Linked DNA regions of Mus musculus: regions 1, 3, 4, 5, 6 and 7 are each linked to region 2. A link is a loop called in an ENCODE intact Hi-C map of the cell type or tissue named here. Cell type or tissue: left cerebral cortex. All regions are shown on one strand. Region 1 overlaps Tcn2 (transcobalamin 2). Region 2 overlaps Smtn (smoothelin). Region 3 overlaps Osbp2 (oxysterol binding protein 2). Region 4 holds the start of Gm51880 (a long non-coding RNA gene). Region 5 holds the start of Slc35e4 (solute carrier family 35, member E4). Region 6 overlaps Morc2a (microrchidia 2A). Region 7 has its middle 29 kb from the start of Gm39567.

Region 1 (4,000 bases), 390 kb before region 2:
TTAATTAATCAGTAATAAAGTTCCCTCTTTGGTCTCAGTGCATCCTGGCTTAGGAGCAGGGACTGTAGAATCCATCCTCTGGGACCCTCTTCTTCAGTCTGTCCATATAACCTGTTACTCTCAAGCCACTCAGTGACCAAGTTTGTCTAGGTCTGAGCGTTTTTCTGGGGCTTACTGTGTCCAGTGTTAGGACCAGGGAAGTCCTGGGCAAATCACCTGAATTGGTATGGTATATGATCCTGAATCCCCACCTAGTCTGATCTTATCAAGCTGTCCAGTTCATACTAGATGTTATCCCCCTAGACACAGAAGCCATGGCCGGCTTGGCCCTCACCTGTTTGGAGCGATTCAATTTCAACTCTGATCTGAGACCACGAATCACCATGGCTATCGAGACAGTGCGAGAGAAAATCCTGAAGTCCCAGGCCCCTGAGGGCTACTTTGGGAATATCTATAGCACCCCACTGGCACTACAGGTAAGAGAGAGACTCTGGAGCCATGACTGCTTAGCGGGTCAATGGAGGGAGGGCTGGTTAGAAGCTGGAGAGCCTGGTTCCTTCCCAGGGGCTAACCTCTGACCTTCTCTTCCTCACAGATGCTCATGACATCTCCTGCATCCGGGGTAGGGCTGGGCACAGCGTGCATCAAGGCAGGGACATCCCTGCTGCTCAGCCTACAGGATGGGGCCTTCCAAAATCCTCTGATGATTTCCCAGCTGCTACCCATCCTGAACCACAAGACCTACTTGGATCTTATCTTCCCAGACTGCCAGGCATCCAGGGGTAGCAGAGCCCTTTCTGTCTCCTAAGTGATAAGCTACTCTCTGTGGGTCCCAGTGATGGGTGACCAGTCAGTGATGCTTGGCTGAGGCGACATGAGCATGCACAGAACACAGCAGCTAAAACGAGGCCACAGCCTTCTGATACTCATGGTGTGGGCACAGACACCAAACAAGTGCTCTGGGCGGTACCCACTGCGTGATACCCACCGTGGAAATGTTTGGGCGAGGGAATGGAGGAGTGTATTAGTCATGGTCCTCTAAAGCAGCAGCATTGATAGGATGGTTTATTGGATTGGCATACACTATATGGTACAGATAGTTCAACAGTGGCTCTCTCACTCTGTCTCAGTCTGGAAAGCTGGATGTCTCCGCAGTCCCAGTGTGGCGATGCAGGAGGCCTGATGGATTCTGAAGAGCTGTTAGCCTTCTATCTACATTGGAAGTGTGAGGAAGTTGGTTTAATATCAGCAAAGGGATGCTGTAAGAGGTCAGATAAAGTAGATAGTGAGAGTGAGGGCAAGCGGCAAAAAGCAGGTTCCTTCTTCCGAGTCCTTTTGCCTGATCTGCCACCGGAAGGTGCTGCCCACATTTACAGAGGGTCGTCCCCATTTTGAAGAATCTGATTGAGAAAACCCATCTCATGAATACCCAGAGACTTGCATTTTAGTCGATTCTAGATGCCATCAGGTTGAAAAGCGAGATCATCACAGATGAGTTAATGACTCAATGAGTGGAGAGACACATTTGGTTAATGTTGGTACCCAAGGACTTGTCAGGAAATGGGAGGAGAGGGCAAAGGAGCAGAGAAGGCCAAAGCAGAGGCGCGGGGCCCTGTAACACAGGGGCATCATGGGAGAAAGTGGGTCTGGGAGAATGAACAGGTGTAGTAGATAAATGCAGAGAAAGAAGATGTGTCTGTCAGGGGTGACCAGGACGTGACTTGAACAGATGCAGACAGGGTCCTCTGAGGTGCGGTGTGTCAGATAGGAGAGAGGCAAGAAGCAGAGACCCAGCAAGGAGCTCAGGCCTGGGCTGCAGAAGGATGTGGAGGCTGAGATGAGACCCGGGTTTCAGCCCAGCAGCTGTTCATGCTGTTGACTGAGCTATTTCGAGGGAAGGCCGTAGGCCACTCGGGCAAGGTGTCTGTAGGAAGAAGGGAGGACTCAGATCCAGGCTCCCGGTCCTCATGACAGCTGCTTCTTCCTTTCTTCCTGGCATAGTCATGTTGGTGCCAGCTGTTGAGGACCCTGTCCACATCTCAGAAGTCATCAGCGTCACGCTGAAGGTCGCCAGTGCCCTGTCACCATACGAACAGACATTTTTTGTCTTTGCTGGATCTTCCTTGGAAGATGTCCTGAAGTTGGCACAAGATGGCGGAGGATTCACGTGAGGCTTCCCGTTCCTCATCCTAGCTCTCACTTCCCTCAGGCCTCCGTGCTTGAAATGGTATCATGGGAAGGGTGAGGAACAGAGGAGTTTCTTGGGAGAAGTTCTGGTTTAATTTCTATGTCTACCTTCTCCACTCCTTTCTGGCCTGTGTTTTGGGCCTGTGGTGTTTGGCCTGTGCTGGGAGCTATGGACCACCACTGTCATCAAGGGACCCAGACTTGGGACTCCAGTTCCTCACTCTTCATCCACTCCCTACAACCCCAGGCTAGTGAGTTGAGGGACGAGATGTTGCTCCTCTTCACAGGGCCACTAGGGGGAGCCTAAGCTCACCGCTGGGCATGTTTTGTGTAGGTTTAAAGCTTGGTATGCAGTGAGAGCGCCAGGAAGATTAATTGTATCAAATAACCTTGATAACATCTCGCCATTAATAACTCTGAGAAGGTAGACACTTGTCCCTTGAGATTTGACAAGCGCGAGAATAGGCGAAACTTAGTTGCTGCTCCTTGCTGGCCCCTGGCCAACCATGGAGATGGATCTGCCTCCCCAGGGTTAACTCTGGCTCGAAGCAGCTGAGTATCCCTACCAGCCTGCTCTCTCCCCTGGATTCTTGCCTTATCTTGAGAAATCTCTGCTTTCTGTTCCCAACAAGAGTTCCAGGGAAAGCCACCTAAGGACTGTTTGGTCATTTGGGCCAAGAACTCTTAGAACACAGCTGTGTAAACACCACTGTCCTTTTTGTTTGTTTTTCAGAGACAGGGTTTCTTTGTGTAGCTCTGGCTGCCCTGGAACTCACTCTGTAGACCAGGCTGGCCTCAAAAGCTCAGAGAGCTCTGCCTGCCTCTGCCTCCCAAGTGCTGGGATCAAAGGCCACTGTCTTTAAGGAACAAAAACGCCCCACTTCCCAGGTTAAGTGACATATACCCCCCCTCCCGGTGGAGGATGCAATCTAGAGCCAGGCTAAGCAGGAGCTCTACTATCGATCGTTCAGATTTTAACTTTTCATTTGCAAACAAGGTCTGCATTAGTCACATGTCTAATTGCTGTGACAAAAGACCTTATGGAGGCAAAGTGCAGAGAGAAGCTGGTTTAGGCTCCCAGTTCTGGGTGAGACAGTTCGTCGAGGTGGGACAAGGTGTCGTGGTCACAGTTGGGAAAACTCAGTGATGGGAGCCACTGTTGACAGTTGCTCTCCTTCCCGCTCAGCGAATGGCCCAGGCCATGTGCCGGGGTCACCCAGACTTGGGTCTTCCTTCCTTCAGTTAAGCTAATCTAGAAATCCTCCTCCTCAGACATACCCAGAAATCTGTTTGCATGCTGACTCAAAATCCCAGTAAGCTGATAATCAAGATTAATCATCAAGTGTCTTACTCTGTTCCCAGGCTGGCCTTGAACTTTCAGTCCTGAAATAGCACCAGGCGGGTCCTAAGTCACTTCCATAATGTCACTTGGCGGCACTAATGTATTTACTCATCGTAAAGTCCTTCCCTCCCTCCCTCCCTCCCTCCCTCCCTCCCTCCCTCCCTCCCTTCTTCTCCTTCATCTCCTCCTCCTCTTCTCTTTCCCCCTCTCAGTATCTGTTTGGATACTGAATCAAAATGGAGAAAAGATAGAATTTCAGGCTTTTTAGTCAGGTCTTTGAGGACCTGTAAGAGGTGGGTGTCAGTCTGAGAAGCTCTGAGTTCTGTTAGAGTGGAGCTGCCTGAGATGAGTTCAAGGGCCAGACAGGGAGACTACATGGGAGGCACCAGATTTCACAGCAGACAGACAGATGTGGAGAGAAGTGGCCCAGAGCAGCCGTGGAGAGCCTCAGAGTAAAGGGACAACCATTGA
Region 2 (4,000 bases):
TACTGTGGGGTGGCCAACCCAGGGATGTAGGCCACTTCTTATGTACTTCTCAGTACATAAGGAGGGGGAGGGGTTTGGAGGAGAGGCTCAGGGAACAGCGCCAGGTTGGTTCCATTTGGCTGCTCCAGAGGCTCTTGTGGCATGTTCCTGTCCATGTCAGGTGCTGAGACCTGGTACCTACCCACCCCCAACTGTCATCTCTTGTTTAAACAGTAACTGCTGGGACTCACCCATGGGCTGCTATAGGTGTGGGAAGGCTGGATCTGCCTCTTCCTAGCAGCATGGGCACTGCCCACTCCTGTAGGCCTGCCCAGTGATAATGGGCAGCAATGAGTAACAAACCAGAGAACAACTGCTGGGTGCTGAGCACAGTATCTGACAGGTCACAGATGCAGCACCCGCATACTGCCCCTCTGTGTGGGGAAACCACATACCCAAACGCTCCAGGCTAAAAGCTTTATTAGGGTCCAAACTCCGGGGGTGGGGGGAAGTCTTGGGATACCCAGAGTCATGGGAAAGGCTAGAAGAACCTGTAGAGAGATAGAATGTGGGTCCTAATGGGTTCTGTGATGTCTTGTCTGTCATTTTCTACTTTAAGCTTTGGCTTCTTGTAAAAGAAAAGGGGTGGTGTGGGGGGTGTGATACAAAATATAGGTTGCCAGCGTTAGAAAGGGGTGAATTGGTATGGACCTGACTTTGGGATAGAGACTGGGTTGGTCCACTCCACTCAAGGTCTTCCTCCTCCCATACACAGAGGCAGTGGGCCAACACAGCAGAGCAGTAATATGCGTCCACCAGCAAGGCCCTGCTGTAGGCCGTGGGGAGAGGGGCCACAGCCCCACCAACCAGACCCTGCTCTCTGTCAAGGGCAAAAAATTATATAGACTTTACTTTCCTTACAAGTGACCCATACCACCACCAATCCTTTCCCCTAGAGGCAGAGGCTTGAGCCACTTGGTCTAATTGCCTTGACCTCTCCTATGAGGTTGGCCTGTGTGTCCTGGGGCAAGAACCTTAACCTCATCCTGCACCACTGCCAAGGGCAGCCACTCCAGGCTCTCTGCTGCCAGGAGATGGGATTGGGTCTCCAAAGATGCCCACCGGTCACCTTCGCCGTCCCTCAAGTCAGAGTCTTCATGTTTTCCATAGGAAAAGCCACGCTGAGTGTTCACGCACTCCCATCAGACCCCATTCATGCAAGGTTTGGAAGCTGGGAAACGTGCTGTTAGAGGAGAAACAGAAGCAGTAGTTGCCGGACGTGCTTCCTCCCAGCCCCGGGCCTGGGAGCAAAGGACAAGGGAGACCCAACCCTGTCTCGTCTCCACGGCCCCAGGCCCACTCCAGCCCCGGGCTTCACCGCGCCCGTGCGCGCCATTGCTGTGCCTGGAGCTGTGAGGGTCCCACCCTCCGGCTTCGTGGCAGGAACGGTCCCGGGCCCGGCTCCTCCCCGTGGGGCCCGGCCTTATATGGGAAAGCTGTGCCCAGCTGACTGGGGGAGCCGCAGTTGCTTCCGGTCCCGCTCCCGCACATTCCTGAGGACGGGGTGGTGGGCTGCACGGGACAGGGGCACCTAAGGACAGGCACGCTGCCTGTGCCCCCTGCCACGTGTTTGCACGTCTGCCACCTCCCGTCCGGGTGACCTAGGGAAGCAGCTTAGGTGCTGTGAACCTCCCTTCCTTTGCAGATGGGACGTTAAAGCCGGCGGTGGCGGAGGGTTTCCTGCCTGGCTCCTAGCTGGGACGCCCGGCTGGAGACTGGGTGGGTGGGGCGTGAGTGAGCCCTGTGCTGGTGGCTGCAGCCTGCGGGCTTTTAGCGCCCCCTGGCGAGGCATTTCCCCAATTGCTATCAACACAGGGGGCAGCTCTGGTCTGGGACTGAGGGAGGAACTACAGGAGAATCACTTTTTGTGCAGGAGGGAGAGCCTGAAACTAGGAACGTTGGGTTGAATAGATGCCCCCCAGCAGCCGGAGTAGAAAGCACCCGAGCCTCAGTCCCCTCCCCCTCCATCCTCCCACCGGAGGAGGAAGCACCCTCTTTCCTCCCAGGAGAATTTCACTAGGCAGTTTCGGAAACCATCCCCTTCCCCCTGGCGGACAATAGTTCTTTGTATTTCCTTCCCTCCCTCCCGCAGTCCCCTCCACACACAGTGGGGGTGACCGAGAGGGTGAGGAACTCTAGACACAGTAGAAACACTGTGGTCTGACCTTTGGTGTTTGAGAGGGCGTGGAACACAGGACACAGCAGGGACACTTGTCAGAGCTTTGCCCACAGTCCCAAAAGGAAGGATGCCAGGGAGTGGCCAGCAGAGTGAGGCCCAGCCACCCCCTTCCACTTAGAGAATTCATTAGGAGGATCCAAATTTCCAAATGGAGACACTGAGGTACCCAGGGGTTGTAGAAATGGCCAAGTTCCTATCTTGTATTTTTTTTCCTGGGGGTTGGAAATGAGGACCCATGAGACAAAGTCATTGTATCTCTGGATCTTGACCCTCCGGACCAGTCTGGACCAGCTGTCTCCTCAGGCCACCGATCTCCACATGTTCTGTGAGAAGTGAGCATAGATCTCTTGGTTGTAATAAGGTTTCCTTTGACTTTGACATTTCTAGAGCAGGCTAAAGGGGGCTCTGGTACAGGACCTCAAAGTTCCCCACCATGACAGAGAGCCCTCAACACCACAGCTATCTTGTCTCAGGCAAGCCATAAACAAGACACTCAATTCCCTCTTATCAGATAAAAATGATGTATCAAAGTAATGTATCAAGAGTAGGTCTGGATGGGACCATCAGTTAATTAAGAGCCTTAGCTCCTCTTCCGAAAGTCCCAGCACTTGGTAACTCTGGCTCCAGAGACCTGATGCCCTCTTCTGGCCTCCACAGTCACCCATGTGCACATGGCATCCACTCATACAGATACATGCAAACACATGAATAAAACTAAACCTTGAAGGGAGGACGGTAGAAGCTGGCTGAGATGGTGTGTCCGTCCCTTAACTCCAAGCATTTGGAAGGCAGAGGCAGGCAGGTCTCTGGGTTCTAGGCCAGCATGGTCTACAGAGCAAGTTCCAGAACAGCCTGGGCTACACAGAGAAACCCTGTCTCAAAAAACCAAGCAAGTGGCAAATGGGATTTAGTGCTGGGTCTGACACTTTGGGTCACTCACTAGGGGTCTAGCCCTTCCCACCCTAGGTCTTGACTTCTTCCATGGTGGCTAGGACTAGGCCATAGTCAGTAAAAGGGGAAAGGTAACTCACTGCCAAGCAGGGAGCTAGGCTACTGCCTCAGATTCCCTGTCTCACATCTTTCCCGGCAGGGCCCTGCTACTCTGACTAGGTAGATCACCTAGTCAGACTTCAGCTACCTGAATCACCCTTCTCGTTCCTTGGACTCTTGTCGGTAGCTCAGAGAAGAAGGGTGACTACACTCTTCCTGCTGTGGCTCCCTGGTCTAAAGGGTTAATGAAAGCCCCCGGAGAGCAGATGTCAAGTCCCACAAAGGAGTGCCTGGCTGCTTGGCACCTGGCTTGGGTCGGTGGCTACAGGCTGTGCACTCACAGAAGGGGGCCCTCGGCATCACACTGCACAGTGGGCTTCTCAGGATCTTTGGTGTCATGAGCGAGGTTGCCCCTAAAAACCCTGAGTGGGAGGCAGGCACGTGGAAGGCTTAGGGTAGAGAGACTGGAGACAAGCCATCCATTGTGCCCCTGGCAGAGCTGTGGGCAGTTGGTGCCAGTCCTTTGCCCCTGACAGAATGCCCACCCCTTACTCCCACCTACATTGCAGCTGGAGGTCACTGCAGATCTGGCAGAACGGCGGCGGATCCGCTCAGCCATCCGGGAGCTGCAGCGACAGGAGCTGGAACGAGAAGAGGAGGCTCTGGCGTCCAAACGTTTCCGTGCTGAGCGGCAAGACAACAAGGAGAACTGGCTACAGTGAGTGGCAGAGGGGGCTTGGGTTTTCGAGTGCAGATGTGCCAAGGATCAGCTCATACTGAGGCAGGTGTGTC
Region 3 (4,000 bases), 250 kb before region 2:
CTTTCCTGCTAAATATTATAGAGTTTCACAGATCTGAGGTCAGTCCATGTTTATATAATACAATTAATAAAACACAATGACCAAGTCAGGCAGTGGGGGCCTCGCCTTTAATCCCAGCACTTGGGATGCAGAGGCAGGTGGATTTCTGAGTTTGAGGCTAGCCTGGTCTACAGAGTGAGTTCCAGGACATCCAGGGTTACACACACACACACACACACACACACACACACACACACACACAAAACCTGTCTTGAAAAAAACAAACAATAAACTGAAAAACTCAAAATCAACCACCAGCCAACAATATTTTCAATATTTACTGCACATCATTCTGTGCTAATATAATGAGAGTTGAGAATCAAAGGAAAACAGATCCTATTGGCAGCTTCCACGGACCTCCCCCCAACAGTGAGGTGGTCCACAAGCCATGGGGAACCTCAAATCACACTACTCGTGCCTTGTGCTAATGAAGGGTGCACCAAGATTGGTACTTCAGCTACAGCTGAAGTCAGAGAAGCAAGCCTGCTTGGAGGAAGTGGTGTGTGAGCCTACCCACCACTAAGCGATCCTACCCACCACTAAGTGATCCTGCCCACCACTAAGTGATCCTACCCACCACTAAGTGATCCTACCCACCACTAAGTGATCCTACCCACCACTAAGCGATCCTGCCCACCACTAAGCGATCCTACCCACCACTAAGCGATCCTACCCACCACTAAGCGATCCTACCCACCACTAAGCGATCCTACCCACCACTAAGTGATCCTGCCCACCACTAAGTGATCCTGCCCACCACTAAGTGATCCTGCCCACCACTAAGAAGAGGTGGGTTGGGGCTGGTGTTGGAGAGGAGCCAGCGTGGCCACCTGCAGAGTTAGAGACTAACCAGAATGGGACAGCTTCAGTCTTAGCTTTGTTCAGAGCTAAGCAGGACAGTGGTGTCTGATGATGGATGGCAGTATCAGTGGAGAGGGACAGTCCCAGGGAGTAGAACCAAGCTCTGTGTCTAGTTTGCTCCACATGAACTCCCAAGTGAGTTCCCAAAGCTCTTAGCCATGTCACTCTGTTGCCATGTGAACCCTCCTCAAGCTGACTGGCTCAGTTCCTTTATTTGAAGAACTGGATTGTTGCAAAGATATGTAAGGTGTCAGCAGCACCATGCCTGTCCCACAGTGTCCATAACAAACTACAGCGACGATGCCTTTGGTGGAAAGTTTGGTTGCCAGTGAAGCATCCTTCATGCTGTTCGGTGTCAGCAGCACCATGCCTGTCCCACAGTGTCCAAAACAAACTACAGCGACGATGCCTTTGGTGGAAAGTTTGGTTGCCAGTGAAGCATCCTTCATGCTGTTCGGAAAAGGGCTGGTAGGGAGTGGTGGCATCACTTTACATTTTTTTTATTTTGAGGGGGAGAGAGCTCTGTGGTTCAATTCCCAGCACCTGGATGGCAGCTCACTACCACCTACAACTGTCCTAGGGGATCCAGTACCCTATTCTAGCCTCTGCAGGCACTGCATCCACATGGTACATGAATTCACATGGTACACGAATTCACATGAAACACGGAGGCAAATCACCATGCACATAAAAGAAAAGGAAAAATGTTATTGTTTATGTAGAATAGGTTGGACTCAGACTCCTGAACGTGTGCTATTTCCCCTGCTTCAACCTTCCTGAGAAACTGCCACCACACTGAATGAACCTGGCGCCTGCCTCCTATCTACTGTTTCCTCAGAACCATGTTATCCCCTGGCATTGCTGCTGAAGTGTTGGATGCAAGTCTCCCTTTCTTCCCATGGAAGCTTAGCTCCAAGAGAACCATTCTGCAAATACATCCCAACCACTAGGGGGCGCTGGTGGCAAGTGGATGGCATAATTCTCCTTTCACTGGGGCAAACCAGTCAAGGCCTTTTGTATACTTCAGTCTGATGATTTTGCTGTGGCTCAGACTTGCAGAGCGGTGGCAATTATATGGGAAATCAGATTATCACAGCAGCTCCGGCGTGATGAGTCTCGAGAGTCAGCAACTGTGTTAATTAATAAGTTGTGTTGGCTTCAGAGCTTCACCAAGGGGAGATCATTTAATTTTTTAATATTTAATAATATTTTTTAATAGCTTTGGAACTAATCTACATGAGTCATGACAAATGGGCAAAAAAAATTGCTGGGCATTAGTCCATATGCAGCGTGCCCCAACTAACATGTTGGCCAAGTCTCTGTGGAAGGATGAGTGGGGACTGTTTGCTTCCGGTGCTGAGTGGTGAGAGCTGCTGACCTTGGCATCCTCTTGGGAATAACTGCTGAACTCAAGAAGCAAAGGGAGATCCCAGAAGGGTCACTGGGTCGTCTTAGAAATGGACCCATTGCAGAGAGAGGCTTTGGGAAAATCTACACCCTGACAGGAGAAAGAGAGCCATTCAAGTAGGGCCACACCCTGTGTGTATTCAGAATCAGGAACCTGTGGGTGGTCCAGGCAGCCTCCTCCTCCTCACCAGATAGGCACCTTTTCCACCAGTTTCAGGTGCCAGTTGCTCATACAAGTGAGTATCAGCCCCGCCCATTCAGTCCAGAAAGAAAAGACAGCTTGCAGAGCTCATGGAAACCAAAGACCCAAAGAGCCCTGGACAAGCCCAGTACAGCTGGACAGGTCAGCATCAAGCAAGCATTTGCCAATCCTGCTGACTCCACCATAAGGCCCCAGGGAGGGAGGTGGCTTAGCTGAAAGGGACTTGGGTATAGTCTTTACAGATGTCAGAGCCAGTGGCTTACACTCTGTCCTGAGAGCCTTGGGCAGAATAGATGCTTTCTGCAAAATAGCTGCACAGTCTTGCCTCCTATTCCAGAATGAACAGTCCTCATTTAGATAGCGGCTCTGTTTTGTGCTGTGCTGTTGAGGATGGGGGATATGAATCCCACTGGAAACCTGTGCTGTGTGTGCCACTTGGTTGTGCACCGATGGCCGTATATGAGGAAAGCAAGGGACTCTGTGTCCATGCAACAAACTGATGGGCTTCAGAGAAAAGACAGGTGGCCATTGACAATTGGACATTCGTACCTACGACCGTAGTGGGTAGAATGCACAAATGCTTACTCTTGTGTCTTCTCGAGTTTCATCATTGACAGGATATGTCCAGGTGCACAAGAGGTTTTGGCCAGGCAGCCTTACACAATATATGATATTACTGCGACCTTCATTTGAGAGCCAGAGAAGAGCTAGGAGAAGTTTGACAGGTTGGAGCTATAGTGTGTTGTACAAAGATTTGAACGCTGGTCAATTCATGTGAACATTCTTCAAGGTGGTTTTGAGGGAGACGGGCAAGAAGACAAAGCCAGTAGCTTCACACTGGTCTCAAGAATTCCAGCAGACTTTACTGTGGGATTAAATCTGAAATATGTGTATCTATGTTATAGTATGTATGCATACGTGTATATATGTGCCTACATGTGCGTGTGCATGTGCATGTGTGTGCATGCATCCCCTGGTACTGGAATTTCAAATGATTGAGACTCACCATATAGGTGCTGGAAGAACAGCCAGTGCTCTTAACCACTGAGCCATCTCTCCAGCCCTTGATAAGCTTGTCAGATGCTGTACTGCCTGGGGAAGGAACTGAACTTGTAGCCTAGCTGTCAAAGCTGCCTGCAGACCACTCAGATGTCCATACACAAGTCTGCATTCATGCTTTGTGTTAAGTCCTCTCTGGAGATTCATTAGCCATTGCTTTTAGGCATGACATTTCCAACCGGCTTGCCCCAGTGCAGAGTCCCACAAATAGAGACTTGTTGGATGGAATGTGAAATGCTCTCCAGCCAATTACCGTTGGCTGGCAATGTGTTTTATGAAGCTGCAAGTTGATTGGTGGCTGTGTGGTTTTCAGTTTGTCTTCTTGTGTGCTGGGTAGAAGTTAACAGTCTGAGGACAGAAGCCTGGGTGTGAAGTTCACACTGACGAGGCCATGGTGCAAGCCTGCTTTGCCCTTTGTGTCACTGTGTTTTA
Region 4 (4,000 bases), 270 kb before region 2:
TTTGAGGTAGCATCAAACAGGTGGTAATTTAGGGAATTTTTCCTTCCAGAATCTTGTAGACTGTGGGGGAGACTGTCCAGGTCAGGTCCAGGGAGCAGGAAGTGTACAGGCTGTGTCAGTGTAGGCAGCAGGGGTACAAAACTTCAGAAATTTTGCCCCATAGTAGGAAGTTCTATGCTCCTAAAAGGTGAGCAAATTTCCATTGTGTTTCTCTCTCTCCCTCTATTCCTCCCTCCCTTCCCCTCCCTCCCTCCCTTCCTCCCTCCCTCCCTTCCTCCCTCCCTCCCTCTCTCCCTCCCTCCCTTCCTTTCATCCTCTCTGTTTGGCAATAAAGTGATAGGCAGTGTATAAAGCTCTGGAGTTTGCCCAAAAGACTGAAAAGGGATTTTATTGAGCTAGAAAATACCAGTTGAGAGGAAGAGAGGGAGGGAGGGAGGGAGGGAGGGAAAGAGAGAGAGAGAGAGAGAGAGAGAGAGAGAGAGAGAGAGAGAGAGAGAGAGAACAAGAACAGATGCATATTTGGTAAAATGACCCCAATAAGTCTTTATAGGGCCAAGCATGGTAGTGCATGCCTATAATCCCAGCACTCATGAGACTGAGGCAGGAGGATGGACAGTCAGGGCAAGCATGGACTACACGGTGAAATCTGTCTCAGAAAAACATTAAATTGCTTATGAACTCTGGGAACTCGTCCAGCTATCTTATGCCTAGGCAACTTAACTAGTAAATTCTATAAAACATTTGTAAAATAAACAATACTATGTACACACATTGTCTTCTAGAAAACATGGAGAGATTCCCAGGCCATTGTATAAAGACGGTGTTGCCTTGATACAAAACCAGACAAATGGTACAGGAGAACTGCAGCTCAATGTCTGTTGTGAACATAGTTTTTAAAAATCTTCAAAATATTAGCAGTCAGAGTCTAGAAAAATATAAATAGGACAATTCACCATGGTCAAGACAGACTTGTGCCAGGAGTGCAACGTAATGTCAGCATTTAAAGATGGGTCTAAGTGAGCACTTGACACAACCCTGTTAGCTCACTCATCAGGACTCAATACCATGTCTGTTGAAAGCTCGGTAAATTAGGAATCACCTCCATTGCATTAAGGGCAACTTCCAAAAGCCCACCTCACACTGTGGATGCTGGGTGCTTCTTGGAGATGTGCAGAGAAAACTCAGAGCTGTCCACTCTTGCCCAGACTCTCGCCTCTCACTGATGATCATAGCTAGCAAAGTAAGCAAGGGAAGGGCAGGGAAGGGCGGGGAAGGGCGGGGAAGGGCGGCAAAGGCACCCGATCAGAACGGGAGGAATAGACCATCTCTGTTTGCAAACTACACAATAGAGCTGTAGGGAAAAAATCCTTAAGTGTCAGCAACGTGTCATTCTGTGTCATTTCCTTGCTTGTTTGATTTTTAGGTTGTTAAGTTGGTCATGGGGGCACACACCTATACCACACTTGGGGAAGTGGAGGCAGGAAGATAGAGAATTAGAGACCAGCTTGGGCTCCTTTATTGGGTTACAGACCAGCATGGGACCAAGAGCAAACCCTAGTTTAACAAGCTTCCCCACGTAGGATGGCTGGACTAAGTCACCCACAGTGTCCCATTTTAGCAAATTGTATTTTGTGTGTGTTGTGTATGTAGAATTCAAACACTAGCTTTCACCAGACATGGTATTGAATTCTGTCGAGTTGACATGGCTGTGTCATTTTTGACATGTAGGGTGTTAGCACAGTGGTAACTTTTTATCAGCCTGCACTTAATCCTGTCCTGGGCAGTGTGACACCTGGTCTTCTTGGGGTCTCTGCCCCAATCCTCCTGGTCTGCAGGCAAACCACCTGGTGAGCAAATAAGACTATCCCTTAAGTTAACACAAGGGGGCGCTAGAGGATGGCTCCTGCACTTGCCTTCCTTCTAAATGGATAGCAACATTGTTCAGTGCTTTTGATCTCATTTTTAGATCATCTTCAGATCTGTCTCACAGGGTGAGGGGATGTCTGGAAAACTATAAGACCCGAGCACAGGGCCAGCCACCTTCTTGTCTGGGACTTTACTTCTAGGGGGCTAGTCCGGTTCTAGGGTTTTCTTTTTCCTGCCTTATACCCTGTTAGCATTCCTGTCACAGCTCTGAGATCACGGCCTATTCTGATGTCATAGTCTAGTGTCAGAATGTTCTCATCAGCCTAGCTTCTGCCACTAGAGAGAGCAGGCAGGCAGCTGGGCAGGGCTGGGGCAGGGGTGGCTGGTGGCCCTGGGGGCCTACCCTAAGGAACATCTGCCAGCCTATCACCCTAAGATGAACATCCTCTAAAAAGGTAAGGCTCGGAAAGCTTTCTTCCTGTCGGGGATGGTGCCAAGGTGGGGAGTGTGGGGTCGGCATGGCTTTGTAAACACCACTCTTGGAACTTTCAGTCTGTGTCCTAAGTGGCTAGCACACATGACACTTCTCCCCTTGTACATGAGGAATGGCTTTCTGAAATGTGGTGTCTCCCTCCCTCCATTTATTTTCATTCCTATTTTATGTGTGTGGGTGTTTTGACGCCATGTCTGTGCACTATGTGTATGCAGTATCTTCGGAGGCCAGAAGAGGGCACCAGATCCCCTGGGAATGGAGTTACAGGTGGTTATAAGCCACCCTGTGGGTGCTGGGACTAGAACCTGGGGTCTTCTAGAAGAGCAGCCAGTGCTCTTAGCTGATAAACCAGATCTCCAGCCCCTTCAGTTTCTTTTGAGACAAGGACAGGCTGTGCAGCTCATGCTGGCCTGGGACTTACTGTGTGTAATAACCCAGGCTGGCTTCAGATTCGGAATCCTGTCTCAGCCTCCTGAGTGCTGGGAGTCATGTGTGCCAAGAGGGGGACGGATCTGCAGCTGGAGAACTGAAGGTTTCTGGGTTGTGATTAAATCAATCACAGGACGGGCTGGGAACAGATATAATTCTGGAACACTCTTAGCAGAGAAGACCTTGAGCAGCGTCTCATAGGAAGTTGTCGTTGACTTGAAAGCAACAGGTGTGAGGGGGCTGTAGAACCTTGGGGATGGGATTGTCAAGCCTTTTCTTTAGTTGTTGTGGAGAATTAAGACATAAACTGAGGGACCTATGTATACTCATCACACAGACACTACCTGTCCGGAAGTCACAGCCAGTCTTGTCTGGAAGCTTCCCATGGTTCAGGCATACATCGGCCACTCCATCCCCCGACCCTGGGGATTGTACCTAGTGCCTTATGCATACTAGGCAAGCCCCTCCCCCCTTTACATTTTGAGACAAGGTTTTGTGATGTTGCCCAGGCTAGCTTTGAACTTCACTCCCAAAGTAGCCAGAATTGCAGGCCTATGGCACTAGGCCCAACTCATCCATGTAACTTTAAAGGAGAAGGATTTGGTTTTGTTCTTATCAAAACATGACACCCATATCTATAAAATCTACACTGGAAGGTGGTTTGCTTAAAGGAGCCAAGTTTTTTTCCTGAGTCCCGCAGTGTGTAAGGGAGGTAGAAGTGGGGGTACAGAGAGCTGAGAAAAGACCCAGTGTTGGCTTCCAGCGGAGGAACTGGCTTCTGGGCAGGCCCGGGGAAGGTAAGAAATCTTGCTGGGAAGATTTCGGATCTTCTCAGAGAAGGGGGCCCCAGGCACAGCCTCCCGAGGGCTTAGCCTTGGTGGCTGGGGAGAACTTGGTGGGGCTGTGGCTGAGTGGAAGAGCTGCTGACCCAAAGCAGCACAGAAGGCCTGCCAATATGTAGGGAGGCAAATGGATTGCTTTAGGTACGACCCTCTGACCCACACAGGTGGCTGGGGCTTGCTGAGGGGCCCACATAAATCAGTGCTGCCTGAAAGAGGCTCGGGGCGACCAGAGCTCAGATAGATGCGATGCATCAAAGGTGGAGATGGTCTGTCCTCAGAAACTTAGTTGGCTTTTCCCAGCGTGGGTGGCAGGAAGCAGACATTCTGACCTGGGCTCGCATCTCAGGGCCTCAGCTGAGCCCAGCAGGAT
Region 5 (4,000 bases), 380 kb before region 2:
CTTGCCTGGTATGCACAAAGCCTTGGGTTGTGTTCCCAGATGCACAAAGCAAGAACTAAACACTATTTGATGGACTAGGGATGTTGTTCCATTGTAACAGTACCTGCCTAGCATGCACAAAGCCCTGAGTTTAGCACCATATAAAGTCAGGCTTGGGCTGGAGAGATGGCTCAGTGGTTAAGAGCACTCACTGCTCTTCCAGAGGACCTGAGTTCAATTCCCAGCAAACATATGGTGGCTCACAACCATCTGTAGTTGGATCCGATGCCTTCTTCTGGTGTGGCTGAAGACAGTGACAGTATATTCATATATATAAAATAAATCCTAAAAAAAAATAAAGTTAGGCTTGGTGGCACACACCTGTAATCCTCGTGCTTGGGAAGCAGAGGCAGAAACATGAGAAGTTTAGGGCTATCCTTTTCTGCAGAAGGGATTTGAGGCCAGCCTGGATCTTTATCTCTTTCTTAAGATGGGGCTTCAGGCTGTGTCACCTATGTCAGCAGCTCTTCTCCAGCCTGGTTTCTGACTCAGAGCTGTGGGGTGGTGCTCTGGTCTATAGTGTGTTTGTCACTGTGGTCTCCTCATAGGTCACATACAGGACACTTGAGCCCAAATATAGAAATGACCCAGTCAGGCTTGAAGCCCGAAGAAAAACAGACCATACCTCTCTCTGCAGCACAGTCACTAGGGAGAGGTTCTTTTTTTGCTTCCCAGCCTCCCTCAGAAGTGTTTCCTGCACCCCTGGCTTCGCAGGGAGGTGGGCCCCTCATACAGTAGGGCTCAAATTTGAGGGGTGCTGTGGGAGGCATAGGCTGCTCTGAGATCTTGAGTAGACCCTAAGGAACGTGAATGAGCCCTCTACCCCAGTGATATCCTCCTTGAATCCGGGCCTCCTGGCTCTGGATCCACAGTAAAATACAGTCTGATGTTGAGACAGGTTAAAATGGGTTTCTGAGGCTAGAGAGATGCTCAGTGGTTAAAAGCATTTACTGGGCTGGAGAGATGGCTCAGCAGTTAAGAGCACTGACTGCTCTTGAGTTCAATTCCCAGTAACCACATGGTGGCTCACAACCATCTGTAATGGGATCCGATGTCTTCTTCTGATGTTTCTGAAGATAGCTACAGTGGTGTATGCATATACATAAAATAAGTCTTTTTTTTTTTTTTAAAGCACTTACTGCCCTTGCAGAGGACCTAAATTTGGTCTTTAGCACCCACATAGTAGTTCACAGCCACTAGTAACTTCAGATGCAGGAGATCTGATGCCCTTTTGGCTCTGCAGGCACCGGCCATGCACATGGTGCGCACACTCACATGCAGGCAAATCACTCATCCATATAAAATATCTAACAAAAAAATTGTTCAAGGAGCTGGAGAGATGGCTCAGCAGTAGGAGAACTGGCTGCTCTTCCACAAAATCCAGGTTAATTCCCAGCACTCACATGGCAGCTCACAACTGTCTGTAACTCCAGTTTCAGGGGATCTGATGCCCTCACAGACATCCATGCATAGTTACAGATAGACAGACAGGCTAAACACCAATGCACATAAATCTTTTTAAAATGGGCACAGAAGTGGGCAGAGGCACCTGCTTGTAATCTCAGCATTCCCATACAGACATTCACACCACTAATAATAAACAAAAAATTTAAATAGGAAGAAATGCTTTTTAATTCAAAGAAGCTTAGTGGATAATGGATTAAAAATCCCAGAGGAATATAGTTCACTGAAAGCCCAGATTCCTCTTCTTAAAAAATGTGTGTGTGTGTGTGTGTGTGTGTGTGTGTGTGTGTGTTGGAGGGGGGAGGGGAGAGGCTCATTCAGTTTCCCTCCCATAACTCTTCTTGGAAAAACTATCTAAATGCCCCAGATTTTGATCCTTTCCCTGGAAGTCTCCTACCTACACTCTCTGCCCTTCAACTTGGGTTACTCAGCAGAGATCTACGGGTTCCCGCGGGTATCAGACTCATCGGAGGCAAGTGTGACAGTGTAGATTCCTGGTTCATCTGGGACAGAGATCTGATTTAGGTCTCAGGTGGGACTGGCTTATTTTCACCTGAATTTCTTTGGGAAGGGATTAGGAACGCTTGCAACAGTGCGGAGTCACGACCACCAGAGGGCGCTGCGGGCCGGGCTACACAGTTGCGCTTTGCGATCTTGTTTCTCTAGGCAGGTTGTCATCCAGGACTTGTTTGACAACAGAGCCGGGTGAGGCCTGTGCAGGTGAGCGGGAGCTTCCCCAGAAATCCAATTACCGGAAAGAGTCCAGGATGGACCTTGATTCTTGCTCACGCGTTGGGCTGGGAACAGGTCCCTGGGTTTCAGCTGCTTACCCTAACCTGAATTCAGGTGGGAAACCCGGGAACCATCCAGGATTCTGCTCCGTGGGCCTCATGAAACCCAGCTGTGAGTCACCTCGGAATGCCTAGGGAGCAGCACATAAAGTCGGCTAGCTCGGGATGGATGCCGGCCCGCTGTACCCTGCTTCCCGGAGCTGTGGTTAGCTTTGGTGATTCATTTCCCCTTCTGCTGCCCCAGAGGGGGCGCCGCCCTGGTTTGAGAGGGGGAGAAAAGATCTGGAGTGGAATGGAGGGGGAACAAGATGAGGCAGCCTTAAGGGACCACGTGGTCTAGCTCCGTTGAATTCCAAGATCTCAAGGAGACCTTTGTGGTCTGGGATCAGGTGATGTGGTATGTCTCACTTCAACGCCCTGCTTCTCGACGATGGCAGACAGCTTGGGGACGGCTCTGCAGAGTGCCCAGGGTTTCCAGCACTGGATACTGGTCTTTTTAAGGAAGGCTCTACTTGGCGCTGGAGACAATCCGGATTCCGGTTGGTGGCTGGTACAACCCACACTCTCCACTAAGGGATTCGCGGCCGCAGCTGCGCAAGCCAAGTCGGGAGGCGCAAAGGCTGTGGGAGGGGCTAGACGTCCGCCGGGCTCCGGGGCTGGTACTCGTGGGCGGGGCCCGGGCTGAGCCCAACTTTCCGGGTGGAGCGCAGCTTCGGTAGCGGCGGAGAGGGCAGGGCCGGGAAGCGCTGAGCCGCGCGGGACTCGGGAGGGACTAGAGCCCGGCGCCCGAAGCTGCCAGATCCACCGCGGGAGCCGAGCGGCAGCCAGAACAGCCAGAGCATCCTGAGAGGCTGCAGCCAGTCCGAGCTCGCGATTCCGCGTCCGCCGGCCTATCGGCGTCTATTCCCGGTCCAGTAAAAGGCTAAAGGGGGCTGGGGGAGGGGAGCGACGGCTGCAACCTCCGTTCCCACGCTCGGAATATTATCGACCCTGCCAGACCTGGTCCGGGCCTGAGCACCAAACACGCAGGCGGTCGGGGTCAGTCAGTGACCTCATCCTGACAGTCTGGGGACCAAAGATGGAAAAAGACAAACGGATTCGGTGTGAAAGCATCGCGTGAGCTTAGGGCGCGGAGAAGAGAGAAGGCCTCCCCTGGTGCGGGAGGTGCCCAGGGCTTACGAGGCCTGGGTGGACACCAGCCAGTCCGGCATCTTAGCAGCCACGACCTTCTTCCCTGACCAGAATTATCGGCTGGCTCAGAGTCTAGCACCTGAAGTGTTGCCCTCTCCTGTCCGAGGAATCAGGACCAGGCTCAGCGACTCCCTGGAAAGCCTGCCTCCTGCCCCAGCCCCACTGGTGCGGATGTGCCGCTGCCCACTGGAGCACCATGAAGGCATGATGACCTCAGCCGAAGCAGTTGCTGTGGCTGGAAGTGCCCAGGAGCATGGCCGCCCCAAGTGGCCTCCGGACAAACCCCAGGTCCTTGGGCAGCCTGCTCCGGCGAGAGTGGTTGTGGCAGCACTGGTGTGGCTGTTGGCGGGAGCCAGCATGTCAAGCCTCAACAAGTGGATCTTCACAGTGCATGGCTTCGGACGGCCCCTGCTGCTTTCAGCACTGCACATGCTGGCAGCCGCCCTGGCATGCCACTGGGGGGCCCAGCGCCCCGTGCCGCACAGCATCCACCGTCGAGTGCTGCTGCTCAGCCT
Region 6 (4,000 bases), 150 kb before region 2:
CCTGTTTTGATCACCCCTTGAGGGTCTTGCAGAGCTGAGTCCCTGGGGCCATGTATCTTTCATATCCCATTGTTGATGTCCTTAGAGCCTCTCCAACTTCAGGATGGTGCTTTCTTCATCCTATGTTGAGGTGCCAGGAGCTGAATGGTTCAGACTCTGTGCCCTTTCAAGAGTCACACAAAAAAAAGTACGGTCTCACAGCAGGCATTAACATCTTCTCTTTTAAAAAATAAATATTTATGTAAACTTAGGGAAGAAGATTCAAAGAATCTCCTTCCCAAAGCACAAATGTCTCACATGACTCAAACCAAGATCAAGTCCACCAAGTCACAAATGAACTCCCCTCCCCGAAGCTGCTGTGTTGAGGGCAGGTATGAGCAGGAGTTAGCCTCCCGGCTCCTCAGTCCCCTTTGGTGATGAGGTCCTCAATGTAAGCATCCAGCTCATCATCTGTGTTGATGTCTATGTCCTGGAACAGAGTGGGTGGGAGTCAGATGGGGCAGGAACACAGGCTGGAGAATGGGCCTGAGCCAGCTGTCAGCTTCTGTTTCTTGCTCCTGCCCTACTTCCAAATTTCAGTTAAATCTGCATGCCCAAAAAAGGATGGGAGCTTTCTTATAGGTTTCCTGGTTCTAACCCGTACATCTTCAAACTGATTAGTGTCTTATACTAAAAGTTGGACAATGCCACATCAAACCACATATGTAGAGGTCTCTAACCTCTCCTACTGCCTACAACTTCCTATTACAGCTTAGTGAGCTCCCAGTCTCAGTACAAGTATCTCTACCCTGAGAACCCTAGGCAAGTAGCTTCCCCCAGGATTCCATCTCTCATTATTTATTTCAGTACTACCCCATTCATAGCTCCAGCTCCTTCATCAGCCTGTCCCCAGAGATCAATCAAGTTCTCAGTGTCTACTATGCAGCAAAAATATATACCACATCCCTTAGGGGCAATGTCCCACTTCTACTCAAGCACATCTGGGATATCATTTAGATAAGAATTGTGCTTATTGCTTACAGGGTTCTCAAACAAACTATACTGCCTAGGGGTCTGGGTGGGTCAAAACCCAGGCAACTCTATCATTTCAAGCCCTCTGCTTAGGACTCTGAGCAGCCAGGGTTGGAAACAAAGATTCCTGTAAGTAGTCCAGTCCCCTCCCTGAGACCAGTTAGTTTGGTTCCTGAGAGGGCTGCCAGCTCACCTCCTGCACTTTTTGCAGGAGTGCTACAATGTTGGTCCTCAACTTCTGTAACTTCTCCTCTGTCTCACGAAGCTTTTTCTCTGATGTGCGTAAGCTCTCCTCTGAGGCTTTTGCCCGTGAATCAGCACGGCTTTGGTAGGAATGGCACAGATTCTGGAGCCCCACCTCATATTGCTTGAAGTATTCTTTCTGTGGAAGGAAACATGATATGGAGTAAGAGGAGAGAGTGGGCAATGAGTTCACTTGGCTGTATTTCACTACAAGGAAAAAGCAGCCTTCTAGAACCAGGGTAAAGAGACCTTAGTGGCAGTCCTTTGGGGATACCATGAGGATAAAGACACATGCACTGAGCCAAGTGCTTAATAAAGTGGAGGGAAGTTTTACCTTTACACATGGAAAGAAAAAAAGGGACTGTGGGAGCATTCTTCCAGTTCAAACACACCTTTCTAACTCCAAAATAGGACTGCCATATCTAACAGGGTTAGGACCAAGGTTAGGTTATGGACTGCCTCTGGCACCTACCAATAGCAAATATTCCCAGACTTGTATAATAAATAGTCGTACTACAATACAGCCTTTTCCTATGAAGTAGTTAAAACAATTTGCATAGTATATACCTACTGATAAAAGGAATCATCTTCATGAAGGCCCTGCTGCCCACTGAAGTCTAAACTCTAGTACTCATCTGCTTCTATGAAGGTTGCATAAACTGCTGGGTTGAGGGCTTCTGATTGCTGCATTTGTGTCTAGACTACCTTCTTACACCATGATAGCAAGAGAAACTTCATTCTATATAAAAAAATACCTTGGTTGCACAAAATAAATTTTAAGTCAAATGAGTATCTTGAAGGCAATTATATTAAGCTTTTAATTGTGAAAATACTACCATTTACACACCAATAAGGACAAAAATTAACATTTGAAAATTGGTTTTAGCAATCGCAACTAGAAGATAAAGTTGTGACCTAGTACTGGCTAGCACGTTTTTAAAAGATTTATTTATTATTATATCTAAGTACACTGTAGCTGTCTTCAGCCACACCAGAAGAGAGCATCAGATCTCATTAGGGATGGTTGTGCGCTACCATGTGGTTGCTGGGATTTGAACTCAAAAGAGCAGTCAGTGCTTTTAACCACTGAGCTTATTTCTCCAGCCCCCTGGTTAGCACTTTTGCAAAAACAAGCTAGATATTATTTTTAGACTTGGACAGTCACAAGACTGACTGTTTTGGGCTGAGTAACAGTGCCTGCTGCTGAGGTTCTGCTGTGCCTTGGCTTTTGCTTTGAATTTCACGATTTGATGCCAAAGGTAACAAATCAAACTGTAAGAAGAGGTCTTCTCCTAGAACCTCTGGAAAGCCTGGTCTAAACAAGAGTAAAAGCCAAAGCCTAGGCTGGGCTTACTGTGTAACAAGAATGTGGTGGGTCTTGTGCCCCTGTAACAGCAAGGTCAGCAGACACAATCAGCTTATTGCATGTTTCTGTAAATAAAGCTATTGCTTGATAGACTGCCTCTGGCTACTTTCATGCTGTAATTACAGAACTTCGTAGTTAGCAGATACTAGACAGCCTACAAACCTGTTATTTACTATCTGGCCCTCAGCATAGTTCAGATCAACAATTCCTTCAGCTCCATTTCCTACATAAAAATGAGGTTCAAGATGTATCATTTTCCCCAACCCTTTCCAGCCTATTGTGCTCACAAAAGCCTCCTGCCCCACTTCAGAGTCCCCTGCACTTGAAGCCCTAGTGGAGTTGTTTGATTGTTTGGTTAGGTTTTTAGATAAGGGTTTTCCTTCTCTACCCAAGCTGCCAAGACTCTCTGGGCACTGCCTCTCAGCAACATTTCTCTCAGCCTTATGGCCAGCTACCCAGAAGCAGCAACTCCACCTCTAGCAAACTTTAAGATGGTGGATACAGAAAGTCCACTGAGCTACCCGGGCTCTCATGCTCATCTCTACATGCCGTTAATCTCTCTTTACCTCTCTCCAAGTCTCATGTTTTTAGGTAGAGAGAGTCTAATCTCATCAATGTTACCTAGGACAGGTCTGAGAAAGAAGTGGGGAGGGGAGGGGTGCACTTGTAAAGGAGTCTCAAGCTGTCTGTCCTTTTTGAACATCAGTCCTATCGACTCAGATCGTCTCTCAGAGAGAAGGGAAGTTGATGAGACAGCGATAATAAGCATGTACAGGCACTTAGGTGTAAAAAGCAAAAATTGGGTCAGACTCACCAGAGGAAAAGATATTAGTTCTTCTGAATTCATAACACTCAGCTCCTTCTTGGAGATGGGGAAACTTGGAGGTAAGAAATACCGCAAGCAATTTCTAAGCAGGAAGAGAGGGGTTGGAACTCAGAATAGCATGGGAAGAGTAAAGAATTAGTGTCAGCCTTAAGGAAAAGGATAAAGAAACACAAACCGAAGAATCTGGACCAGGAGATCAATAGTCTCATGGCTGGGACTGGTGGCAGTGGTATCAGGCTCAATGGGAAGACCATCAGAGGTGGAAGGCTCAGGCAAGGCCACAGCCTGCCGGGCCACCATAGCCTCCTCCTCCTCTCCACCTTCTTGCTGTGTGTCAGGGCTCTGATGCTCTGGGGAAGGTGGCTTCATCAATCGTACATCTTCACTGCCTTTCTCCACCCTACGGGGGACACAGAGCTTATAGTATCTGTCCTAGGATCCTAATAGGCTGCTAGGAGGGAACACGGGGGTACCTCCTCTCTTTGCCCTAGCTGACTTCTGCTATTCTGTTCTCCCAGAAGAGGGCATTACCAGCGGTCTCTTGGTGTTGTATC
Region 7 (4,000 bases), 67 kb before region 2:
GACCAAAGGGGAAACATTTACTGAGTGAATAGCATCTGTAGAGGTTAGAGGACACAGGCAGGTTGCTGGAGGTGATGGAGTTGTTTCCTATGTGGGTACAGACACTGCTATGCATGTATAATGGAGTGGGATAATTGTGCAGCATGGGGTGGGAGAGAACGTTCTTAGTGTTGGAGTAGAGGTTCTCCGTTATCAAGGTGACAAGGCCAGGATGAATGGCGTTAAGGACTAGAGTTGATGAATCAGTATGGACCAGTATGAACACGGGTCAAGCTCAACACAGGTGTGGATGGTTACATGCAGAAATGTTTTCAGGAACAACATTATGAACTAACCAGTACCCCGGAGCTCTTGACTCTAGCTGCATATATATCAAAAGATGGCCTAGTCGGCCATCACTGGAAAGAGAGGCCCATTGGACTTGCAAACTTTATATGCCCCAGTACAGGGGAACACCAGGGCCAAAAAGGGGGAGTGGGTGGGCAGGGGAGTGGGGGTGGGTGGATATGGGGGACTTTTGGTATAGCATTGGAAATGTAAATGAGCTAAATACCTAATAAAAAATGGAAAGAAAAAAAAAAGAAATGTTTTCAGACCCACCTATGCATAGTGGTTACTAAAACATATTTTCATTTGCATGCTGAGATAGATTTAAAAAAAAAAAAACCCAGCAGCTGGGTGGTGGCGGCACATGCCTTTAATCCCAGCGCCCATGAGGCAGAGGCAGGTGGATTTCTGAGTCCAAGGCCAACCTGGTTTATAGAGTAAGTTCCAGTCCAGCTAGATCTACACAGAGAAACCCTGTCTTAAATAAAACAAACAAACAACAAGCCAGTAACCACGACACTTTCTAGTGCTATTCCTAATGGTTCCTGCCACTGTTCTTCAGAAAGCCATGATTCTCTTTGGAGAAATGGCTGATTCTAAGACTGAAGCAGGCCATAGGTAACATGAACCTGAAGCATCTTCTAGAGCAAGAAAGTAACAAAATGCTTTTGTAAAAGACAGAGAGGAGTTGGAGAGCTGGCCAGATGTGGTGGTACACACTTTTAACCCCAGCACTCCGGAGACAGAGGCAGGCAGATGTATGTGAGTTTGAAGCCAGCCTGGTCTACATAGTGAGTTTCAGGACAAGCCAGTGGTATGAAGAGACCCTGTCTCAAAAGAAACGGGACATGGCTCAGTGGTTAAGAGCATTCCTTGATCTTGTAGGAGACCCAGGTTCAATTCCCAGCATCTGCAAGGCAGTTTGTAACTGCCTATAATTCCAGTTCCAGGGGATCTAATGCTGTATTCTGACCTCTGAAGGCACTAGGCACACACATGGTACACAGACATACATGCAAGAAAATACCTATACATAGAAACAAAATTTAAAATTAAATAATAAATGTATGCTTTGTGCTACTTTATTGAGAGAAAGAAGGCTAGAGGGGAAAGGGAGTGTCAACCGATATCTCCAACCAGCAAAACAGCAAAAGCAGCCAATACAACAGCAGGAAACAGCAGCAGCAGCAGGGGAGCAGCAACAGCAGGGGGAGCAGCAGCAGCAGCAACAGAGGGAGCAGCAACAGTAGGGGGAGCAGCAGCAACCACAGGGAGAGCAGCAGCAACAGCAGGGGAGCAGCAGCAGCAGGGGGAGCAGCAACAGGGGGAGCAGCAACAGTAGGGGGAGCAGCAGCAACAGCAAGGAGAGCAGCAGCAACAGCAGGGGAGCAGCAGCAACAGGGGGGAGCAGCAGCGGCAACAGCAGGGAAGCAGCAGCAGGGGGAGCAGCAGCAGCAGCAACAGGGGGAGCAGCAACAGTAGGGGGGGCAGCAGCAACCACAGGGAGAGCAGCAGCAACAGCAGGGGAGCAGCAGCAACAGCAGGGGAGCAGCAGCAGCAGGGGGAGCAGCAACAGTAGGGGGAGCAGCAGCAACAGGGGGAGCAGCAACAGTAGGGGGAGCAGCAGCAACAGCAAGGAGAGCAGCAGCAACAGCAGGGGAGCAGCAGCAACAGGGGGGAGCAGCAGCAGCAACAGCAGGGAAGCAGCAGCAGGGGGAGCAGCAGCAACAGCAGGGGAGCAGCAGCAGCAGCAGGGGGAGCAGCAACAGTAGGGGGAGCAGCAGCAGCAGCAACAGGGGGAGCAGCAACAGTAAGGGGAGCAGCAGCAACAGCAGGGGAGCAGCAGCAACAGGGGGGAGCAGCAGCAGCAACAGCAGGGAAGCAGCAGCAGGGGGAGCAGCAGCAACAGCAGGGGAGCAGCAGCAGGGGGAGCAGCAGCAGCAGGGGGAGCAGCAGCAACAGCAGGGGAGCAGCAGCAGGGGGAGCAGCAGCCACAACAGGTCTTCATGGGGCTCTCACATTTATACCCTCACCAGAGCTCTCAGAATGCCAAACATAAACTATCTGCAAAACCACAGCCCTCCTAGAGCAGGAAACACTCCTAGTCAGCGGCTGTGGACAATCTGAAGCAACCCTAGATCCCATACCTGGAATTAAAACAAAAACATGCACAGAACATGACTGGGGTTTTAAAGAAACCAAAATTCTCACCACAAATAGATACATAATGGATATATAATAAGTATAAATAATAAACAGACAAATATATATAATATAAATAAATACATTTCAAAATATTTAAAAACCATTTTAAAATGTATAAGCTTGGTCATGGTGGCACACACCTATAATCCCGCACTTGGGAGGCCAAATCCAAAGGCCTTTTCGGTTACATGGCAACTTTGAGGCTAGTCTGAGCTACACAGAAAGACTATCTGAAGATAAAGAATAATAAAGAGAATTTAAACATTTTACTAAAAATATTACAAGATCCAGCAGAAAAAAAGCTCCCAATATTAAAAACAGAAACAATTTTAGCAGCAACAACAAAAGAATCAAGCAGCAGCTCTTGAGGTGTAACTCAGTGACAGAGCACTTACCCAGCATGCAAGAGGCTGCATCTAAGTCCCAGAGGTGAGGAAAAGAAGCGTTGGACTATAAGACAAAGTCTAAAATAAATTCATTTACGAGTGACGGTTGTAAATGAATAGAGAACAGACAGAGCACTCAGAGGAGAGAGGGATGAGCAGTCTACCCTAAGTTTACGCTCACAAAGACTCTGGAGGTGTAATAGGGTAAGGTTCTGAAGGTACCAAACTGGATCTAGAATAGAGAGTTGATGACCAGTGTTGTATAGAGAGGCCCAGGGATATCTAAGGCCACAGCAGCTATCTGGAAAGAGTGACAGAGTGCTCCCCCCAACTCCAGAGGGAGCACAGCACCACTGATGCCTTGACTTCAGACTTCTAGCTTCCAAAATTGTCAGAGGATAAATTCTGATGTTTCAGGTCTCTTGCCAGTTTGTTATAGTTGCCCCGGGGAAGGATCACCAAGAGAAGTCTAAAAAAATTTGAAAATACCTTGATCTCAAGGAAGGGAGCGCAGTGCTCCCTCAGGGGTGTAGTCAGTGCATAGAGGCTTCCTCCCAAAGCATACATTAGGGAAAATGAAAGGAAACAAGGAGGCTTACACCAGAGCCCCTGGCAAGCACTGCATCAGTCTTATAGCTGGGACGTGAAGCCCTGCCTCACAGGGAACATGTACTAAGAGCCCAGTCCACAACCGATGGGATTATTTTGAGAGGTTCTGGGAACTTTAGGAGGCAAAACTGGCTGAGTAAAGTAATCACTGGGTGTGTATTCTTGGGGGCTATATCTTATCTTGGGTACCTCTCTCTATTCCCTGTCAGCCATGATGTGAGTAGATTCCCACTGCCATGATGGCCTCACCACAGGCCTAGAGTCAAGGATTGTGGACCTTTGAAAGCGTGAACTACACAGATCTAACCCCACTCCTTAGTTGTTTCGCTCAGGTAGGTTATCACAGTGGCAGTAAGTCTAACTGGCATGGCCAGGGGTCAAGGCCAGCCAATGTCAAGAGTCAAAAATCACGGTGCTAGCTGGGGAGCTTGCTCATGAATAGAACATTTATCAGGCGTATGCAGAGCCTTTGG

The links. A loop is a pair of places that touch in the nucleus more often than their neighbours do. Peaks named below come from ENCODE experiments on the same cell type or tissue, not always from the same donor. Only the 100,000 strongest peaks of a DNase experiment are listed, where the experiment ranks them.
Region 1: it touches region 2 in a loop (2.7-fold over the local background); 7 of 42 quality-filtered maps call a loop at or near these places.
Region 3: a loop joins it to region 2, with 8 times the contacts of the local background. A loop is called at or near these places in 20 of 42 quality-filtered maps.
Region 4: it touches region 2 in a loop (3-fold over the local background); 4 of 42 quality-filtered maps call a loop at or near these places.
Region 5: a loop joins it to region 2, with 3 times the contacts of the local background. A loop is called at or near these places in 7 of 42 quality-filtered maps.
Region 6: a loop joins it to region 2, with 4 times the contacts of the local background. A loop is called at or near these places in 6 of 42 quality-filtered maps.
Region 7: a loop joins it to region 2, with 9 times the contacts of the local background. A loop is called at or near these places in 13 of 42 quality-filtered maps.

Annotation. Positions count from the first base shown.
Region 1 is chr11:3,920,178-3,924,177 of GRCm38, reverse strand. It overlaps Tcn2 (transcobalamin 2), which reads left to right. Exons shown (of 10, transcript NM_015749.3): 6 at 304-476; 7 at 596-782; 8 at 2,002-2,167. Among named protein-coding and RNA genes, the nearest start is that of Slc35e4, 7.5 kb to the right of the region's middle. In left cerebral cortex, a CTCF peak has its summit at 2,483 (motif pointing right); a DNase peak (open chromatin) is centred at 2,501.
Region 2 is chr11:3,533,301-3,537,300 of GRCm38, reverse strand. It overlaps Smtn (smoothelin), which reads left to right. Exons shown (of 20, transcript NM_001284427.1): 3 at 3,778-3,926. It overlaps Gm11946 (a long non-coding RNA gene), which reads right to left. Exons shown (of 6, transcript XR_001780145.2): 2 at 691-3,849; 3 at 1-530. Among named protein-coding and RNA genes, the nearest start is that of Gm11946, 2.5 kb to the right of the region's middle. In left cerebral cortex, CTCF peaks have their summits at 1,828 and 2,859 (motif pointing left); a DNase peak (open chromatin) is centred at 1,807; H3K4me3 peaks cover 1,258 bases; H3K27ac peaks cover 1,210 bases.
Region 3 is chr11:3,784,645-3,788,644 of GRCm38, reverse strand. The region is part of intron 2 of Osbp2 (oxysterol binding protein 2); the gene reads left to right. Among named protein-coding and RNA genes, the nearest start is that of Gm51882, 13 kb to the right of the region's middle. In left cerebral cortex, a CTCF peak has its summit at 1,838 (motif pointing right); a DNase peak (open chromatin) is centred at 1,855.
Region 4 is chr11:3,803,434-3,807,433 of GRCm38, reverse strand. The region is part of intron 2 of Osbp2 (oxysterol binding protein 2); the gene reads left to right. Gm51880 (a long non-coding RNA gene) reads right to left here and starts at 3,210. Exons shown (of 3, transcript XR_003949627.1): 1 at 3,133-3,210; 2 at 1,135-1,232; 3 at 71-180. In left cerebral cortex, CTCF peaks have their summits at 1,878 (motif pointing right) and 2,614 (motif pointing right); a DNase peak (open chromatin) is centred at 1,893.
Region 5 is chr11:3,912,844-3,916,843 of GRCm38, reverse strand. Slc35e4 (solute carrier family 35, member E4) reads left to right here and starts at 2,180. Exons shown (of 2, transcript NM_153142.3): 1 at 2,180-4,000. The coding sequence starts at 3,657. In left cerebral cortex, CTCF peaks have their summits at 2,094 (motif pointing right), 2,865, 3,691 and 3,927; DNase peaks (open chromatin) are centred at 2,166, 2,507, 2,910 and 3,789; H3K4me3 peaks cover 2,069 bases; H3K27ac peaks cover 2,088 bases.
Region 6 is chr11:3,685,504-3,689,503 of GRCm38, reverse strand. Morc2a (microrchidia 2A) reads right to left here. Exons shown (of 27, transcript NM_001159288.2): 23 at 3,978-4,000; 24 at 3,622-3,846; 25 at 3,435-3,528; 26 at 1,205-1,393; 27 at 1-469. The coding sequence ends at 401. Among named protein-coding and RNA genes, the nearest start is that of Morc2a, 38 kb to the right of the region's middle. In left cerebral cortex, no CTCF peak of the experiment used is centred here; a DNase peak (open chromatin) is centred at 2,426; H3K27ac peaks cover 861 bases.
Region 7 is chr11:3,600,439-3,604,438 of GRCm38, reverse strand. No RefSeq gene overlaps it. Among named protein-coding and RNA genes, the nearest start is that of Gm39567, 29 kb to the right of the region's middle. In left cerebral cortex, a CTCF peak has its summit at 1,504 (motif pointing right); no DNase peak of the experiment used is centred here.